Linked DNA regions of Homo sapiens: region 2 is linked to region 1. Evidence: read pairs that join two places in POLR2A ChIA-PET (ENCODE). Cell type or tissue: B cell. All regions are shown on one strand.

Region 1 (2,500 bases):
CCTGAGTAGCTGGGACTACAGACGCGCGCCACCATGCCCAGCTAATTTTTTGTATTTTTAGTAGAGACAGGGTTTCACCGCGTTAGCCAGGATGGTTTCGATCTCCTGACCTCGTGATCTGCCTGCCTCTGCCTCCCAAAGTGCTGGGATTACAGGCGTGAGCCAGTGCACCCAGCCAGGAGTGCCTTTCTTTTGCAGTCATGGGCCTGTACAGAAAAGGGCTGCAAATTCAGGAAACACCAAGATTTTGGCGTCTGCCAATTCTTTAACATACCTTCCATCAGGATGTGGGGTCTTTGTCCCTTCCCTTGAATCTGGGAAGGAGTTGTGATTGCTTAAATAGAATAAGGCAGAAGTGACGCCATGCCATTGTCCAGGCTCAGGTCTTAAGACACTAGTAACTTTCACTTACTGTCTTTTGATATGTGTGCTCTTGGAATCACGAGGAAGTTGGCGTTGACCCATGGTGAAGCCTATGTGGAGAGGAACTGAGGACCTTGGCCTACAGCCTTAGCTGAGCTCTTAGGTGACAGCCAGCCCCTGCTTGCTAGCCATCTTGGAAGGGGATTCTCCAGCCCCAGTCAAACCACCCCAGCTAATGCTGTGTGGTACAGAGATGAATCAGCCCCATCAAACATTGCCCAGATTGCAGATTCATGAGCAAAATAAGTGATTATTGTTGCTATAAGTCATTAAGCTTTGGGTAAGAGTTTGTTACTGTCTATTGTTTGTTACACAGCAATAGATAACCATGACAGCTGCTCATGCAGTTTGCCAGGAGGTGAGAAGGGAGAAGATATTTGCAATAAATATAACTGACAAAAGGCTCACATCTATGATTTAGTCTGCTCAGGCTGCCATAATAAAATCCCACAGACTGTGTGGCTTAAACAATGCATATTTATTTTCTCACAGTTCTAAAGGCTAGAAGTCCATGATTAAGCTACTAGCAAATTCAGCTCCTAATGAGGTTTCTATTCCTGGCTTGTAGATGGCTGCCTTCTTGTCATATCCTCACATGGCCTTTCCAGAGAGACAGCTCTGGTGTCTTTTCTTCTTTTTATAAGAACACCAGCCTTATCAGATTAAGGCTAGTCCCTTATGACCTCACTTAACCTTTGTTTCCTCCTTAGAGGCCCTATCTCTAAATACAGTCACATTGGGGGTTAGGGCGTCAACATAGAATTTTAGGGTGGGTACAGTTCAGTCCATCACTTCTTAGCATATAAAAAAGAATTCCTACAGATAAATGTTTTAAATAGACAAAATACTTGAACAAGCACAAGAAATGCAGATGGCCAATAAGCATATGAAAAGTGATTGATTTTATCAGTCATTAGGGAAATACAGAATGAAAACATGTTACAACTCTGTACCCACCAAAATGGTAAAAATCTGACAACATCAAATAATGGCCCCAACTAAAGCTGCTGTGCCATATTGTGTCTTTGTTGAAATGGATCAATTCAGTCTATGGCATTTGGCATGTGGCTACTGATCTGTCAAATGTGTTATTTTCTGTCACTGTCACTAAAAGCAGTTTACATCTATAGGAGAAGGTCATCAATACATGTTCACTGTCTTGTCCCATAACTATATTATTTCTCCTGCTCTCTGTCAAGACGTAGTCCACAGGGGCCTTGATCTTTATGTTTCACATATTGGTCCACTATATTGATGGCATCATGCTGATTAGGCCTGGACAATAGAAAGTGTCAAATATTCTGAATCCCCTAGTAAGACAAATGCATGCCAGAAGGTGGGGAATAAACTCTGTAAGAAATCAAGGGTCTACCACATTGGTGAAATTTTTAGGAGTTCAATGATCTGAGGAATTCTAGGATCTTCTTCTTCTTCTTCTTCTTCTTCTTCTTCTTCTTCTTTTTTTTTTTTTTGAGATGGAGTCTCACTCTGTTGCCCAGGCTGGAGCACAGTGGTGCAATCTCGGCTCACTGCAACCTCCACCTCCTGGGTTCAAGCAATTCTCTGCCTCAACCTCCTGAGTAGCTGGGATTACAGGTGCCCGCCACCATGGTTGGCTAATTTTTGTAGTTTTAGTAGAGACAGGGTTTTACCATCTTGGCCAGGCTGGTCTTGAACTCCTGACCTCATGATCCACCAGCCTTGGCCTCCCAAAGTGCTGGGATTACAGGCGTGAGCCACCATGCCCGGCCTCTGGGACATTCTTCTAAAACAAATGGCAAGTTATTGCATCTTCTAAACCCATATCACTAGAGAAGAGGTGGTGTTTTGTGGGTGGGGGGGATTTGGATTTGGGGAGCAATATACATTACACTTAGGAACACTGTTCTGACCTATTTCTCAAGTGACTAGGAAGGGTGCCAGTTTCAAGTGGAGCTCAGAGAAATATAGGGCCTTACAGCAAATCTGGGCTACAGTGGAAGCTGCCTTGCCGCTTAGTGGGTAAATGGTATATTTGGGATCAGTCCAGAGCAGATTCTAAGTTACAAGTAAGTTACATGAAGGAGTGGCCCAGTCT
Region 2 (2,500 bases), 350 kb before region 1:
TCTGTCCTTTTGGCCCCCACCCCATCCCTGGCCAGAGCTTCAAAGGCCAGTCCCAAAAGGTTCTACCCTCACTTGCTCAGGCTTCTAGCCTTCCTCTTCTCCTCCTTCTTCACATTTTTCTCTGTGATTAGTAGCAGGTTAGGGTACTGTATAAGCCGCAGTGAGGCTGGGGGCCAAGGGGGTGGGGTAGAGATGGGATGAAGAGAGGAGAAGAGCTGTCCAAGGACCCCTCTCTTCATGGGATCCCAAACTGTACAACCAGCTCCTCTTTTGCGTCCACACGGATCTGAGAAAGTGCACTGTAGGCATAAGCAGCTATCCTGGAGACCTGAGACAGAGAGGGGCCGGGGAGGAGAGGAACAGAGACAGGTGAGGAGGGCAATCAGGAAAAATGGGGAGGGGAGATTAGATGGTGATGGAGAAGGAGGGAATGAAGGGGAACAGGAAGGCAAAGAGAAAGACAGGGATGGGAGAGACAGAAGGAAAAGAACAAAGGGGAGTGAAACAATAAAGGTTGCAGGAAGGAGATAGGAAAGACATAAAAAGTTAAGAGAACGAGGTGGGAGGGAGCTGGGGCCTACAAGGCTACCAGGCTCCCTAACTCCACCTTCCCTACCTCCTCTGAGGCAGAGTGGGTGAACCCTCTGCCATACCCTGGGCAGTGTGAGAAGGGTGGGCAGGGGCAGGTGAGGGGTGTCTCACCTGCTGCAAATCAGAGAACGGGATGGGCTCACTGGCCAGCACTTGGTGGGGCTGGCTGGTAAGAGACGGCAGCGGTGGCAGCTTCTTCCAATGGGTCAGGCTGCTGCTCAGCACAGCCAAGCGGGTGCTGACCAAGAGAGAGGGGGTGGGGGTAGGCAGTTAAGCCACAGTCTGCCCTGCCCAGCCCAGGTAAGCCTCATCCCCTCAGGCCAGAGAAGCAGGGTGTCGAGGAGGGGTATCTGGGAGGGAAGGTCTCAGCTCATCACAGACTCAATCTAGGCCCATCTCCCTTGGCCTCAGCGCCCTCAAGAGTGTCACAGGGTAAACAGGGCTGACATGAATAACTACTGAAGCACCCAAGTGATCTGTGGTCAGTCTCCAGGGCTGCACCAAATGAGAAGCTTGGACTAGGGGCCAGGCTCCAAAGCTGGAACAGTGATGGAGGGTGGGAGCCCAAGTAGCCTGAGGGACCCACGCTGGCCAGGTGCTCACCTGTACTGCCTGGCACGGTCCATGTACTCATGCTGCTCCATGCCCTGTGAGTCTGCAGCAGACACATCAATGATGTTGCTATGGGGAGAGGAGACAGAGATGACATGACAGGTGCTTCCGAGAAGGACAAACAGGACTCAGTGCCAGGTACCAACTCCAGGGCTATCTGACACCAGTTTCCCTCCTGCCTACTGGAGCAGGGCTGGACATGGAGGCACCTCTCCCCAGTGACCTTGTCCCATCCCCCATGTCCTGAGCCTGGCTCCTTCTATCCTAGCCTTTAATATGGATAGAGGAGCTCTGACCCAGGCCTGGTCCTCTGACACTTACCTGGCTGTCTTGGCAAGGATGGAAGAGAGCAGGGCCTGCTCATCAGTGCGAGCGGAAGGCAGGCTGTGGTAGTTGGGCTCGGCTCCATTGAGAGCTTTGGTAGGGGGGCTGCTAGGGTCCAGCAGCAGCTTCCGCTCCTCTCGGTCCTAGAAGTGGTCATGGGAGAGAAGTCAGCCCCAGGACCCGTAGATCCTGCCTTTCACGGGTGCTACCCTTAGCCCAGCTCTGACCTTAAACACCAAAAATGTTTCTATAAGGAATATCTAAAGTGCCCAGCTTTATGGAATGCCAGATAAGACTCAGTTCCTGCCTATCCTTGGGAGCTCAACTGAGTTGGTGTTCTAGGATAAATGAGAGTGGAACCAGGCAGTCCTAGAGGCCCTGAAAAAATGGACAGAGGCACAAAGCAGGTAGTCAGCAACAGCCCTGGAGCTTGAAAAACATTCTAGGACCTGGCAAAGAAAGGATACTAGAGGCTGGAAGACAGTGGAGCTGAGACATAGCAAGCACTGGGATCTAAAGGGGAAATCAGTGCAAGTCAAGAGCCCAAGAACAGCCTTCCTCATCCCCTAGGACCAGGCCTTCCCCAGCAAAGCTGTTCGCTTCCAAGATGGAAGCCCTGGCGAGTCCAGACAAAGCCCTAGGCCCCAAGAGAAAGCAAGCCCAACCTCTCCATGGCCATTTCTCAAATTATGTCAGGGCAGGAATCCCAGCCCAGCTCTGGGTCACACAGTACAAGTGTGTTCCCTTCTTGAAGGCAGGTCCCTTCGAAGGTGTTCACCCTCCTGTGCTCTGGTGCTCTTTTTGTACGTGACTCCCAGAACCAAACTGAGTGTACATGGTGTATCCTGATCTGAGCAGTACAGCTGTAGCCATGTATGGTGATTCACACCAGTAATCCCAACACTTTGGGAGCCCAAGGCAGAAGGATTGCTTGAGTCCAGGAGTTTGAGACCAGCCTGGGCAACAAAGCAAG

What was found. Peaks named below come from ENCODE experiments on the same cell type or tissue, not always from the same donor. Only the 100,000 strongest peaks of a DNase experiment are listed, where the experiment ranks them.
Region 2: POLR2A ChIA-PET joins it to region 1 with 5 read pairs; 2 of 35 experiments call an interaction of 5 or more read pairs at or near these places.

What each region holds. Positions count from the first base shown.
Region 1 is chr11:72,451,586-72,454,085 of GRCh38, forward strand. No RefSeq gene overlaps it. Among named protein-coding and RNA genes, the nearest start is that of CLPB, 18 kb to the left of the region's middle. In B cell, no CTCF peak of the experiment used is centred here; no DNase peak of the experiment used is centred here.
Region 2 is chr11:72,097,587-72,100,086 of GRCh38, forward strand. The region is part of intron 5 of LRTOMT (leucine rich transmembrane and O-methyltransferase domain containing); the gene reads left to right. LAMTOR1 (late endosomal/lysosomal adaptor, MAPK and MTOR activator 1) reads right to left here. Exons shown (of 5, transcript NM_017907.3): 2 at 1,525-1,670; 3 at 1,195-1,272; 4 at 703-829; 5 at 1-328. The coding sequence ends at 236. Among named protein-coding and RNA genes, the nearest start is that of LAMTOR1, 4.5 kb to the right of the region's middle. In B cell, no CTCF peak of the experiment used is centred here; no DNase peak of the experiment used is centred here; H3K27ac peaks cover 569 bases.